Linked DNA regions of Homo sapiens: regions 2 and 3 are each linked to region 1. Evidence: chromatin contacts called from ENCODE Hi-C or POLR2A ChIA-PET data. All regions are on one chromosome and are shown on one strand. Each heading gives the region's core, a stretch centred on a gene start or an enhancer-like site at or near the end of the contact. The rest is flanking DNA. Distances are from core to core; before and after follow the strand shown.

Region 1 (4,640 bases), core at 628-3,127:
AGTAGAAGCTTCAACAGCTATTGTGTGTTTCTGACAGGTCTTACTGTTTTCTCTCTACCAAGAGAACAATATGTCACAAATAGGGACTGCTCCTCCAGCCCGGATCCTCAAATGAGAAAGAATCACAGAGCAGAACCATAGCTGATTCCTAGGAAGCCTATAACGTGAAAAACAAATAAACCCTTCTTATTGTAAGCTACTCATATTTTGGCTTGTTTCTTAGTGCAGCATAATCTAGCAAATGTTAACACATAAGTAAATCAACACCAAAGTGTATCAAGTAGTAATAAAAAAGATCCCAGTTACTAAGGAAATTTATAGGTTAATAATTAAATGTCAAGAATTGTCTCATATGGAATTTCTGGTGTCATTTTTAGGGGAGGGTTATGTGGGAGGAGATATTAGAGTACATGACTTTGAGAGTACAAGATTCTCTAACACACAAAATAAACTGAAATTTTAAATGATTTAGTCTTATTATAAATGGTTACAGTACAATGTGGAAGGCCAGGCATGGTGGCTCACACCTATAATCCCAGCACTCTGGGCGGCCAAAGCGGGCAAATCACGAGGTCAGGAGTTCAAGACCAGCCTGACCATCATGGTGAAACCCCATCTCTACTAAAAATACAAAAAATTAGCTGGGCGTGGTGGCGGGTGCCTGTAATCCCAGCTACTCGGGAGGCTGAGGCAGGAGAATCGCTTGAACCCGGGAGGCAGAGGTTGCAGTGAGCCGAGATCATGCCATTGCACTCCCGCCTGGGCAACAGTGCGAGACTCCATCTCAAAAAAAAAAAAAAAAAAAAACAGAAGTGAAAGTAAAATAAAGAGACAACCTCTAAAACATAATGCCAATCTTTTCTCAGTTAATCACAAGGTCAGATACTAGGGAGTCGTCAGTAAATAAATTAATAAAATGGAGAGGGGAGTGGGTATGATTATAGAGGGTAACACAAAGGATCTTTGTGACAGAGCAAGTCTTTATTTTGATTACGCTTACAGTTACATGAACCCACACATAATAAAACTGCATATGGATAGAACTATATATGCAAACACACTAATGAGTATCTATAAAACCGGCAAAATTTAAATAAGGTCTGTGGGTTATACCAATGTCAATTTCCTGTTTTTGCTATTGCTGTAGTTATGTAAGATGTTACAATTAGGGAAAATTGGATGAAGGGTGCATAGAGCCTCTCGGTACTACTTTTTGCAACTTCCCATGAAAAGGCAGTATTGAAGACCAATGTGAAGTAGAGAGAAGGTGGCAAATCAGGCAGTAAGAACACTGTGCGATGGCAAATCAGGGCCAGGTAGTAAAAGGAAGACAATGGAATAGATTTTATCCCTTCAAATAAACCACTCTTTTTAGTTTTGCTCTTTAAAAAATTTTTTAGTCTCTTAATGCACACAATTTTCTGTAATTTGCCATAAAATTATTTCTGACATATTAACACATAAAAATTCAACTACTTAGAATTCCACCTTCTATTACTCCATTTTCAAGAGGGCTGAGAAATCAGAATGGGGACTAGCCACCACAGCCTTTCAACTCCCACCTCAACCACCACCACCACCCTTTAAAGATAGAATAGCAACTCCTAAGGCCAAAGTACTAAATGAATACACCAAGAGTCTATGTTTTTATACACATAGGTTTATAGTTTGCAAGACAGAACATTTAGAAGCTTTTGATAGGCTATCCATATCTAGAAAAGGCTTGTATATTTTACAATGTAAAAGAAAACAGGATGAAAACTAAGAGTAAACAGAAGAATGAAAAATAGTAAGGAGCAATAGTGATTAACAGCAATCCAAAGTGACAAGGAAAATAGAAACCGGAAGCTGTTTGCTTATTACAGAAGCTAGTAATAAGAGAAATTTGAGAAAGGAGAACAACTCTAAAGCTAGGGTGGAGGGCGTGGTGGGGCAGAGAAAGGCAAATCACCTGGGCAGTCCTCACCTTTAGAACTGGAGAGGGTGGGGAGTCAAGGAAACACAAGCAGCCACTTGAGCAGTTCCCTTACAGAATGCACAGTGCACATATTCCTCAGCTCTGTAATTCCCAACTCATTTAATTTTTTTTTTTTTTTTTTTTTGAGACAGAGTGTTGCCCAGTCTGTTGCCCAGGCTGGAGTGCAGTGGCACAATCTCCACTCACCGCAGCCTCCACCTCCGGGGCTCAAGTGATTCTTCCCTCAGCCTCCTAAGCAGATGGGACCACACCCAGCTAATTTTTGTATTTTTTGTAGAGATGGGTTTTCACCATGTTGCCTAGGCTGGTCTCAAACTCCTGGATTTAAGTGATCCACCTGCCTCGGCCTCCCAAAGTGCTGAGATTACAGGCATGAGCCGCTGTGCCTGGCCCTCATTTAATAATTTAATAGACATAAACTGGATGCTTTCTAGGTACAAGACAATAGGTTAAGGTGTCTGGAGTTAAAATAATCAGATAGGGCTCCTGCCTTCAAGGGCTTAAATTCTAGTAAAAATTGTAATGCTACCTTCTGCAAACACGCTAACATCTCATGTTTGTTCCATAACAAAACATTACAAATTGACTTAGCAGGCAAAGACCTAGGAATACTGTAAATACAGTATTCTAAAGAAAGTTTTCAAAATCCAGATAAAAAAATATATTTGCTCTGGAGATTCACTTCTTTCAAAAATGAAAGAAGAAAGGGACTTTAGAATAGACAAAAGAATTTCAAAGAGATAGTACAGAAAATACTACTGAAAAACGATGGATGTAAAGACCATATCACCAACTCAAACCAGTAATGGGCCAGTTTTTAATTGAATACAACTCAATTTGATCAAAAATCTAGGTGACATAGAGACAGAATGAAAGCAAAGTATAGCTTGGGTCTTTCATCAGAAGACTTAGTGAGCCCTATATACATCATTCTAGGTAGGCCAAAAAAACAAACAAACAAACAAAAAAAACAGATCAGTGGAAGAAGCATGATCTTTAAGCATGAATGACTAATATACGAATTTATAAAAATCCTCTCACCTCCTTTGTAGCCCCTCAAATGGCAGCTGTCAGGTTTTAACGACCTGCCTATCTCAGGTTTTAGAAATGTGAATAAACTCCTCTTTGCTCACCAGCAGCTTGTCCACATTACACTATTTAACTTCTTGTTTTAAAAAACAAAAACAACAGCCGGGCGCGGTGGCTCACGCCTGTAATCCCAGCACTTTGGGAGGCCAAGGCGGGCGGATCACAAGATCAGGAGTTCGAGACCATCCTGCCTAACACAGTGAAACCCCGTCTCTACTAAAAATACAAAAAAAAGGCCAGGCACAGTGGCTCACGCCTGTAATCCCAGCACTTTGGGAGGCCAAGGCGGGCGAATCATGAGGTCAGGAGATTGAAACCATCCTGGCTAACATGGTGAAACCCCATCTCTACTAAAAATACAAAAAATTAGCCAGACGTGGTGGTGGGCGCCTGTAGTCCCAGCTACTCGGGAGGCTGAGGCAGGAGAATGGCGTGAACCCGGGAGGCGGAGCTTGCAGTGAGCCAAGATCGCGCCACTGCACTCCAGCCTGGATGACAGAGCGAGACTCCATCCTCCAAAAAAATAAAAATTAGCCAGGCGTGGTGGTGGGCGCCTGTAGTCCCAGCTACTCTGGAGGCTGAGGCAGGAGAATGGCATGAACTCAGGAGGCGGAGCTTGCAGTGAGCCGAGATCGCACCACTGCACTCCAGCCTGGGCGACAGAGCAAGACTCAGTCTCAAATTAAATAAATAAATAAATAAATAAATAAATAAATAAATAAATAAATAAATAAAAATAAAGCTCTATTCTTTTGAGGCTCTTAACTTTCTTTTTTTGGGGGGTGGATGGGAGGACAGAGTCTCCCTCTGTCGCCCAGGCTGGAGTGCAATGGCACGATCTCGGCTCACTGCAACCTCCGCCTTCTGGGTTCAAGCGATTCTCCTGCCTCAGCCTCCCGAGTAGCTGGGATTACAGGCGTCACGCCTGGCTAATTTTTGTATTTTTTTTAGTAGAGACGGGGTTTTACTATGTTGGCCAGGCTGGTCATGAACTCCTGACCTCAGGTGATCCACCAGCCTCGGCCTCCCAAAGTGCTGGGATTACAGGCATGAGCCACGGTGCCCAGCTGAGGCTCTTAACTTTCAACTAAATTACTCTCTCCTCTTCCTTTTCATGTTAACTTTCAAGCTCCTGGTCTCTACCTCATTTACCTAAGGCTTTGATGGCTCACTGTCATCTTCTCTACCCCAACCCTACATCAAATTTAGTAATTTCAATTATCAATTTGCACAACCCATCCACAGCCTGGCTTCTTACTTCCTTGATCTCTTTAACTTCAAGAACCTCTCCAAAACACAGGATCAACAGTGAACACATATATTATGTCCCAGTCACCCTCCTTGTCCCATAGTAAAATCCTTCCTTGCCCTTCTATCTTCAACCAAAAGTGCTCCACCTCCTTAATCACTATTTCAAGCACCTTGTCCTCCAACCACAACCTCTTCTTCCAGATTATAATCCTTTGACCTCTATAAAACCTCTTATCCATGGGCCCAATAGACTTTGATCCCTCAGGCCCTCTCTATTTTACTTTCTCTTCCACCTTATTCAGTTTAGATTCTACAATTCATC
Region 2 (4,640 bases), core at 586-3,085, 58 kb before region 1:
AATAAATTTCAGCTATTATTATTATTACCATTACATTGTTTACTAGTATAAAAATACATTTACTGGCTTTTTGAAAGCTGTAATAAAGCACCTGGAGTGATGGCAATCAGGCCTCCAGTATGTCGGCAGAGACTGTGACTCTTAAATCCTCCAGGAGTTGAAATTTCTTGGTAGATGCTTTTGCTTTCCAAAGACAGACTATAATACATCTCAATAATTATTGCTGTATTAAAAGAGGTAAGTGTCCCTTAGTAAGCTACCAGAGCCACAAAACAGTACAAGCAAATGAAATGTATAATAATTCTAACTCAGAACAGGTACAAAGAAGCCACATAGATTATGTATGTATGTATGTATGTATGTATGTATGTATGTATGTATGTATGTATATATTTAATAGAGACTTGCTTTGTTGCCCAGGGTGATCTCAACTCCTGGCCTCAGCAATTCTCTTGCCTTGGCCTCCCAAAGTCCTGGGATTACAGATGTGAGCCACCATGCCCAGCCTAAGTAATTTTTAAATGATCTAACAGGCACACATTAAAAAATAAAAAGAAATGAGTGAAATTTATTTTAATGTAATATTTCAAAATGTAATAAAGATGAAAAATACTAAGATATTTTACATTTTTTTTCATTCTAAATCTTTGAAATCCAGTATATTTTATACTAACAACACATCTTAAATTGGACTAGCCATATTTCAAGTGCTCAATCACCACACAGCTAGTGGCTACTATACTGGACAGCACAGGTTCAGACTTTAGCAAGGAGGTTTTCAAGTAAGGAGAGTCTCCCAAAACAGAGGTTTTAATGATGATCTATACACTTTATGTGAAAATGAATTAGGCTGCCTCCTTACTATCAAAGAAATGCACACCGCAACCTAGAGCTTCAATTATTTAACCAGTAATACCATTCTTAAGGCAGAGTCACAAAAGAGACCTTTTAGTGTCAGTGTCACAGATCTTTAGAGGGTCACAAACACATCAAGTTGGATCATAAGCAAAAGAGCTCCAGATTTGATAATATAAGCAATGAACTCTCCAGACATAATGGTTTCTAATGATATTTGAACTGAACTAAAACAAAAACATAGAATTTTTAAAAATTTGAACCATATGCTAGGATTTAGAAATTTTAAAAAATCGGTTCTTGAATATGACTGAAGTAGAGGTCTATATATTTAGGAACACAGAATCTGGCTACCTGGCTACATAGTTCCATTCACTCTTCAACTAGAGAAAGAAAGTTCATTCAGCTACTCCAACCAATATTTAGTGAACAGCTATTGAGTAAATCCTGTACTCTAAGTGCTGAACTCGGTGTTGGGGATGATGATGATAAATACTAACATGTATTGAGAACTTACTATGTTCCAAGCATTGCGTTAAGCATTGTACATGGTTATTCATATTTCCATTTTACAGATAAATAAACTGAGGTACAGATAGTTAAGTATATCCAGGTCATGTCAGGCAATCTGGAAATCTGGTTAAAAAGCCCATGCTCTGAAATACTACACTATATTGCCTCATTAGAAGTAAGAGTTGGCCTGTGCCATCACACAGAGTCGAGAATCTACTGGGAGAGAAGGAAATTGAGTGCTCTCTGAGCTGAGGTAGATAATCAGGGAAAACTTCGTGGAAATGAAGACTAGTTCATTTCTTCATCTGAAAAACTGAAATAAAGTTATTACCCTTCAGGGATGTTACAAGAGCTCAGCAAGTGAACTTACATAAAGAAGGCACAGTACAATGCCTGATAACTATTATTCTAATTATCTATCCTGTTTACTGGCCCAAGACCAGGATAACAAACAGGCCTGACAGGATGTGGCTTTAACTTCCTGATGTTCTTGCTAAAAGGACAGAGACAGGAAGGAAATGGAAGCTAGTAGATGACAAAATATTAACTCCTGCCTCAGCATAATTTACCACTACCACATTATCCAAGTGACTGAAGCACTCTCTTAGTAGTTTCATCTTTTCCACTGCCAAGAACTTCTCTAACTGAGGCATTTTACTGTCACAGCAACAGCTCTCAAGAATGGGTCCACAGATAGTTTTTAAGTGTCTGGGAACTCCTGAAATAAATACAAAATAGTATCACAGATATACATGTTCTTTTTTTCTGTGGGCAGGGTATAACAGTCTTCATCAGATTTTCAAAGGAAATCCTTGACACAAAAACAGGTCTGCAATTACCATGATTCAGCAATTCCACTTTTGCAAATATACTCCAAAGAACTGACAGCAGGGTCTTGAAATGGTATTTGTATGTTCATGTTCATAGCAGCGTTATTCATAATAGCTAAAATGTGGAAACAACCCAAATGTCCATCAATAGATGAACAGGTAAACAAATGTGGTATGTAAGTACAATGGAATTATTATTCAGCCTGAAAAAGGAAGGAAATTCTGACATATGCCACAACACAGAAGAACCCTGAGGATATTATGCTGAGTGAAATAAGATAGTCATAAAAAGACAAATATCTCACGATTCTGCTTATATGAGATAGTTACAGTAGTCAAAATCATAGAGATAGAAAGTATAATAGAATGGTGGCTGCTATGAGGAAGGGCGGGGAAAATGGGAGGGAGTAGAGTATGGGGAGTTATTGTTTAATGGGTATGGGGTTTCAGTTTTGTAAGATGAAAAGTCTTGGAAATGAATGGTGATGATGGTTGCACAACACTGTGAATATATTTCTTTTTCTTTTTTTGAGACGGAGTCTCGCACTTGTCTCCCAGGCTGGAGTGCAGTGGCGTAATCTCGGCTCACCGTAACCTCCACCTCCCGGGTTCAAGCGATTCTGCTGCCTCAGCCTCCTGAGTAACTGGGATTCCAGGCACCTGCCACCATGCCCAGCTAATTTTTGTATTTTTAGTAGAGACGGAGTTTCATCATGTTGGGCAGGCTGGTCTCGAACTCCTGACCTGAGGTGATTCACCCATCTCAGCCTCCCAAAGTGCTGGGATTACAGGCATGAGCCACTGTGCCTGGCCATGTGAATATATTTCATACCACTGAATTGTATGTTTAAAAATGGTTAAGATGATAAATTACTATGTTATGTGTATTTTATCACAATTTTTAAACATGTGAAAAAAAAGAAAAACTAAGTCTGCAGAATATTTAAAAAAAAAAATCAGCCCACTAACCTTAATGTTCCTGTGAGGATTCAAAAACCTTTTATATATAAAATCCTTTTCTTTTTCTTTTTTCTTTTTTCTTTTTTTGAGACTGAGTCTCACTCTGTTGCCTAAGCTGGAGTGATCTCGGCTGTGAGTGATCTCGGCTCACTGCAACTTCTGCCACCCAGGTTCAAGCGATTCTCGTGTCTCAGCCTCCTGAGTAGCTGGGATTATAGGCATGCGCCACCACGCCTGGCTAATTTTTGTATTTTTAGTACAGATGAGGTTTCGCCATGTTGGCCAAGCTGGTCTCAAACTCCTGACCTCAGGTGATCCACACGCTGCAGCCTCCCAAAGTGCTGGGATTACAGGTGTGAGCCACTGTGTCCGGCCTAAAATCCTTTCCTATAGTCTTCAAAATAAGCTATTATTCAGAAGGTCTTTGCCTTAGTTCAACATTTAACACATGGCTTCTATTCTGCCATAAACTTTGCAGGAAGTAAGTCTTGGAAATATTCTAATATTTATAACATACTTTGCGTCATTCATTCAACCAACTAGCCTATTCCTCGGTGTTAAGTAATGTGTGTGTTAATTTCTAGGCCTATCAAAATGAACAAGACATAGCTCTTGCCCTTAGGAATTAAAAATTTACCAAAAAAGCAATATAAATTACTATAGTTAAACAGTAGAAATACTACAATAAACGAATAAAGCCTCTGGAAGAAGAGGAAAGAAAAGTAATCTGAAGATTTCATGGAAGGCTTGACAGAAGAGACAATATTTAAGACGGGTCTTGAACATGAACAAAACTTTATAAGGTAAAAGGTATGCTCCAGGCAAAGGCGAACAGTAGGATCAGAGGCATAGAAGAATAAAAGTGGTGGTATGTTGAAGTAAGAGGTAATAAACCCATCTATCATACGACTGGAGAAAGGGAACAAAGCTGAAATAGTAGATTCGAGTACTGTACTGAACACTCAGAGTACAAAGAGCAAACACACTGTATCTGTTCTCAAATAGCTTTTTAGTACCACAGGGCAGCATACTGTGAGAGGTGGCTAAGACAGAACGGTCAGAATGCCAAGAGAACACCATGAAGGAAGAGCCTTTACACCATGTTCAAAGAAGTGAACTGGATTCAGTTGGAGATGGGAAGTCACTGAGGGATCTGAGTTGTATTTTATATATCAGTTGGAAGTAGGATGGTCCAAAGGAGGAAAAGGCTCAAAGCAGAGAGCCAATGAGGAGGTTACAGCCATGATCCAGATAAAAGACAAAGGCTAAAACTAAGAAGGAAACATAGAAAACAGAGAAGACAGATTTCAACAATATTGAAAAAATTATTTTCTCATCTATTATGAGCTAAACACTAGGGATACAAGCAGCCCGTGTTTAAGAAGCACATAATCTAGTGGGAGATTAAAAAACACAGAATTATAACAAAGAATGATAAGTGTTATAACAGTTGTAAATATAAAGACTACATAAAATAGGCTC
Region 3 (4,640 bases), core at 1,143-3,642, 44 kb after region 1:
AATGGTGAAGAGATATTAGGATCACTGGATTATAAGGCCCAGGAAGGGATCAGAGAAGTGTTGGAGTCAGGGTGTTGGAAGGAGTGAGCTGAGAAACAGGAGATTTAGAAAGATAAGTAAAATTATTGTTAGATTATTATTAATAATTGGTAATTATTAAATGGTAATTGGTAATTAAATGGTAATTGGTAATTAATTGGTAATTGGTAATAATTGGTAATTATTAATTGGTAATTAATAAATGGTAGATATTTATTAATAACTGGAAGCAACCTCTAAAAAAATCATAGTATTAAGACCCAGTTCATGCCCTCTAAGTGCTCACTCTGTGATGGGAAAGACAAGACAGAATGAAATAAATATTAAAGAGAAGTACATGCTGCTGGGTGTAGTGGCTCACGCCTGTAATCCTTGTACTTTGGAAGGCTGAGGTGGGTGGATTGGCTGAGCTCAGGAGTTCGAGACCAGCCTGGGCAACATGGTGAAACCCCATCTCTACTAAAAAAAATACAAAAAATTAGCTGGTCGTGGTGGTGCATGCCTGTAGTCCCAGCTACTCTGGAGGCTGAGGCAGGAGAATCACTTGAATCCAGGAGGCGGAGGTTTCGGTGAGTGGAAATTGCACCACTGCACTCCAGCCTGGGCAACAGAGCAAGACTCTGTCTCAAAAAAAAAAAAAAAAAGAAAGAAAGAGAAAGAAAAGAAAAAAAAAGAGGGAAGTAGATGAAATGGCTGTGGGAGTCAAAAGGAATCTGCGAGTAAACGTAAGGGTCAGATCAAGGAAAGCCTCCAAAGCAGGTGGCATTTGAATCGAGCCTCAAAATGGAGCAAATGCAGCACATGGCCTGAATAAATGTTCACAGTTACACCATTGCAATGAGTGCTCAGAAAACAGAGGTTGGAGTGCAGGGTGGGAGCTATGGCAGGACATGAGACTAGAAAATTATCTGGAACAGGCAAGGGATTTTTGAATGCCAGGCTAATGCCTGGGCATTTTTTTTTCTTTTGTTTTTTCTTTTTTCTTTCTTTTTTTTTTTTTTTTTGCAGAGGAATAGATAATACTGAGGTTAGGGGTTAGAGGTTATTATTCTAAATAATTGATGCTGACTGGGCGCAGTGGCTCACACGTGTAATCCCAGCACTTTGGGAGGCCGAGGCAGGTGGATCATGAGGTCAGGAGTTCGAGACTAGCCTGACCAACATGGTGAAACCCCATCTCTACTAAAAATATAAAAACTAGCGGGGAGTGGTGGCACATGCTGTAGTCCCAGCTACTCAGGAGGCTGAGGCACAAGAATCACTTGAACCCGGGAGGAGGAGTTTGCAGTGAGCTGAGATCGTGCCACTGCACTCCAGCCTGGGCGATAGAGTGAGACTACATCTCAAAAAAAAAAAAATGCTCCCAGCTGTTTATCATGTTATGAAGTCATACTGGTTTTTTTGTTTTGAACAGTCTAGTAATTTTATTCTCCATCATGTCCTTAAGTCATATTAGGGAAGTTTTATGCTTTGGATTTTCTGATTGTCTTTTTAAGATCATCTCCCCTCTATGGCAATGATAATGTTGTTTCTTTCCAAATAATGTTCTGTCACATGCTCATTCACTTTTTTTTCCAAATGGCCTTCAACTTCATCCCCTGATGTTGGTAGGAAAGTCTAAGATCCCTCAGCAGTCTGAAGCTCCTCTCAGAAAGGGGTGAGGAGTGGGTTGGATAGGATCAGAACTATGCTGTCCAGGGCATTCAGACCCGTTGAAGTGGATAAGAATTAAAGGTGAACAGTCAGATCCTCCCAGGGAGAGGAAGCCACAAGAGACACAGCCTCACAACTGTGTTGTCACAGTGTTTTCAGAACTCAGTACCAATACCAGTGATGGGGCCACGCTTTTTGCAAGTGACGTTTATTATGTCATTTGAAAATATCAGAATCTCTCTCTTCACAGGCTAGCCAGATAAGTATTGAAACCATTAATTTCTCTACCATGTCACTGTGTCTTTGGGCAAGCCCCTTCTCTCCTCTGGACCCAGGGTCCTGCCTATAAAACGAAGGGGCTCTATTCATCCTCCTCTAGGATCCCTTTCAATTCTGACAGGCTCTAATTTTTCTGTTATCAGTTATTCTTTATTAAACTTACAGTATGTGCCAGCTTTTTTCAAGATGTGAGACCCTCTCACCCTCTTACTCCTCAACCCCCTGTTATAACTTATCTTGGGCTTTTCTTGTTTAAAACATTTGGAAAAAGTGGTGTGTTCACGGGACCTTTATTTGCCCTAAGACATTTGAGGGTAAATCATGTGAAGGCCTTTGTTTTCTTCCAGCAGCCAAAACAATAAAACCACCAAATTGCGTGCAGCATCATTTTCTACTGCCCTCAAGTGGTGGTGGCCCAAATGTCTTTTCCTGGTTGCAGTTTAAGGAATAAAACATGTTTTCAGAAGAACTCTAGGCATCTAGGAGAGGGTAGGAGAGTCATAGAGTCACAAAGGGCCTGAGGTGGAAAGGCCCTTACAGGATGTCTGATCTAAGCCCCTCGTCTTGAAAGGGAGAGACTGAAGTCCACCTTGGTTCTCTGATCAGTGAACAAACCTAGTTTCTTCTGTCTTTAAAGAGCTATCTTATGACCCTGACTCTATTTTTGGCTCCATTTCTCTGCTCCCATTCACAGTGAAATTTTCTAAAGAGTTATCTCCATACTGTTTCTATTTCTTCATCTATGCTTTATTATTATTATTACTTTTTATTTTTTTTTAAAAACAAAATAATAATCTCACTCTGTCGCCCAGGCTGGAGTGCATTGGGCTGATGTTGGCTCATTTCAGCCTCTGCCTATGGGTTCAAGTGATTCTCCTGCCTCAGCCTCCCAAGTAGCTGGGACTATAGGAGGATGCCACCACACCTGGCTAATTTTTATATTTTTAGTAGAGACAGAGTTTCACCATGTTGGCCAGGCTGGTCTCGAACTCTTGACCTCAAATGTTAACCCCCCACCCCGCCGCCCTTGTCTACCAAAGTGCTGGGATTACAGGCATGAACCACCGTGCCCACCTTTACACTTTATTTTTTAACTTTTTACTTTGAAATAATCTCAAACTTGCAGAAGAGCTGCAGAAATATTACAAAGAATTCCCAGATGCCCCAGAAGTTCTCATGTGTGGGCATATGCCTACATGCATATACATGGATATGTATATTTTTTCCTGAGCCATTTGAATTGCAGTAGTTACCCCTAATACCTTAAATATTTCAATGTGTATTTTCTGAGAAAAGGACATTCTCTTATATACCTACATACCCACTCAGTATGACAATCAAATCCAGAAATTTTAAATTGACATAGTGCTTATATACAGTCCATACTCAAATTTCACTAATTGGCCTGATAATGTCCTATATAGCAGTATTTTCCCCCATCAGGTTCTGATCCAGTGCCTGATCCAGGTAATGCATTATACTTAACTGTCATGACTTTTAAAAAGGTTTTTTTTCTTTTAATTATTATTTTTTAGAAACAGGATCGCGCTCTGTCACCCAGGCTGGAGGGCAGTGGTTCAATTACAGCTCACTTACAACCTTGAATTCCTGGGCTCAAGCGATCCTCCCACCCCTGCTTCCAGACTAGCTAGCTAGTACCGCAGGCACGCACCACTATGCCTGGCTAATTTTTTAAAAAATTATTTTTGTAGAGGTGGGGTCTCGTTATGTTGCCCAGACTGGCCTATAATTCTCAGCCTCAAAGTGATCTTCCTGTCTCTGCTTCCCAAAGTGCTGGAATTTCAGGTGTGAGCCACCACACCTAGCCTGTTATAACTCTTTAGTGTCCTTTAATCTAGAATAGTTCCCCAGTCTTTCACTATTATTCACGATATTCACATTTTTAAAGAGTACTGGCCAGGTGTTCTGTAGTGTCTCCCCCTGTTTGGCTTTGTCTCATGTTTTCTCATGAAGGGATTTACATATTTTTCCAGGAAGAAATCCTAGTTATATGATGTTGTGTCCTTCTCAGTGCATCATATGGGGAGAAACGTGGTGTCACTTGGTCCCATTATTGATGGTGTTCACTTTGATCAGCGGATTAAGGTGGTATCTACCAGATTTCTTCACTGTAGAGTATTTTTTCCTGTGTAAGTAATGGTAATCTGTAGAGAGGGACTTTGAAACTATGTAAATATCCTGTTCCTCTTCAAACTTTTGCCCAATGGTTTCAACACTCATTGATAATTCTTGTCTGAATCAATTACTGTGATAGTTGCAAACTGGTGATTTTCTACTTCTATCATTCCATCTACATTTTTTAGTTGGCATTCTACTGTAAGCAAGAAGGTTTCCTTCTCTCTAATTATTATCATGAGTATAAACTAATGTATTCTTAATTTATTTAATGAGTTATAAACATTACCCTTATTATTTTTTAAATGTTCAACTTGTCCCAGGTTTGGCCAATGAGAGCCTCTTCAAACTAGCTCCTGTGTCCTTTTGACATGTCTTCATCACTTTTTTTTAACACCTCCTTGCTTTCTGGCATAATAAGATGTTCCAGGCTTATCTTGTACTTTCACTGCCTAGTCCTGAAAATCAGCCATTTCTCCAAAGAGCTACTCTTTAGTGGGGAATGGTATTTAGAAACCAAGATTTGGGCATCA

What was found. Hi-C counts contacts between places; a loop is a spot of excess contacts on that map. ChIA-PET counts read pairs that join two places held with the same protein, here RNA polymerase II (POLR2A). Pooled maps may share reads with other maps.
Region 2: a map with no recorded cell type shows a loop between it and region 1 (2.4-fold over the local background). The contact joins two enhancer-like sites. A Hi-C loop is called at or near these places in 1 of 168 maps with a recorded cell type or tissue (HL-60/S4), 13 of 37 single-sample maps with no recorded cell type and 11 of 50 pooled maps. POLR2A ChIA-PET finds 5 or more read pairs at or near these places in 15 of 52 experiments (AG04450, BJ, GM12878 and 11 more).
Region 3: a loop to region 1 is called in a pooled map, with 2.2 times the contacts of the local background. The contact joins two enhancer-like sites. A Hi-C loop is called at or near these places in 2 of 168 maps with a recorded cell type or tissue (CD8-positive, alpha-beta T cell and endothelial cell of hepatic sinusoid), 2 of 37 single-sample maps with no recorded cell type and 10 of 50 pooled maps. POLR2A ChIA-PET finds 5 or more read pairs at or near these places in 7 of 52 experiments (H1, HEK293, PC-3 and 3 more).

The regions. Positions count from the first base shown.
Region 1 is chr1:51,489,779-51,494,418 of GRCh38, forward strand. All of the region lies in intron 1 of EPS15 (epidermal growth factor receptor pathway substrate 15), which reads right to left. Among named protein-coding and RNA genes, the nearest start is that of EPS15-AS1, 26 kb to the right of the region's middle. Within about 2 kb of position 1,878, at least 4 of the 41 ENCODE cell types and tissues checked have a DNase peak (open chromatin) inside an H3K27ac peak, as active enhancers do.
Region 2 is chr1:51,431,961-51,436,600 of GRCh38, forward strand. All of the region lies in intron 12 of EPS15 (epidermal growth factor receptor pathway substrate 15), which reads right to left. Among named protein-coding and RNA genes, the nearest start is that of EPS15-AS1, 84 kb to the right of the region's middle. Within about 2 kb of position 1,836, at least 3 of the 41 ENCODE cell types and tissues checked have a DNase peak (open chromatin) inside an H3K27ac peak, as active enhancers do.
Region 3 is chr1:51,532,820-51,537,459 of GRCh38, forward strand. All of the region lies in intron 1 of EPS15-AS1 (EPS15 antisense RNA 1), which reads left to right. It also overlaps a transcript of OSBPL9 not described here. Among named protein-coding and RNA genes, the nearest start is that of EPS15, 16 kb to the left of the region's middle. Within about 2 kb of position 2,393, at least 6 of the 41 ENCODE cell types and tissues checked have a DNase peak (open chromatin) inside an H3K27ac peak, as active enhancers do.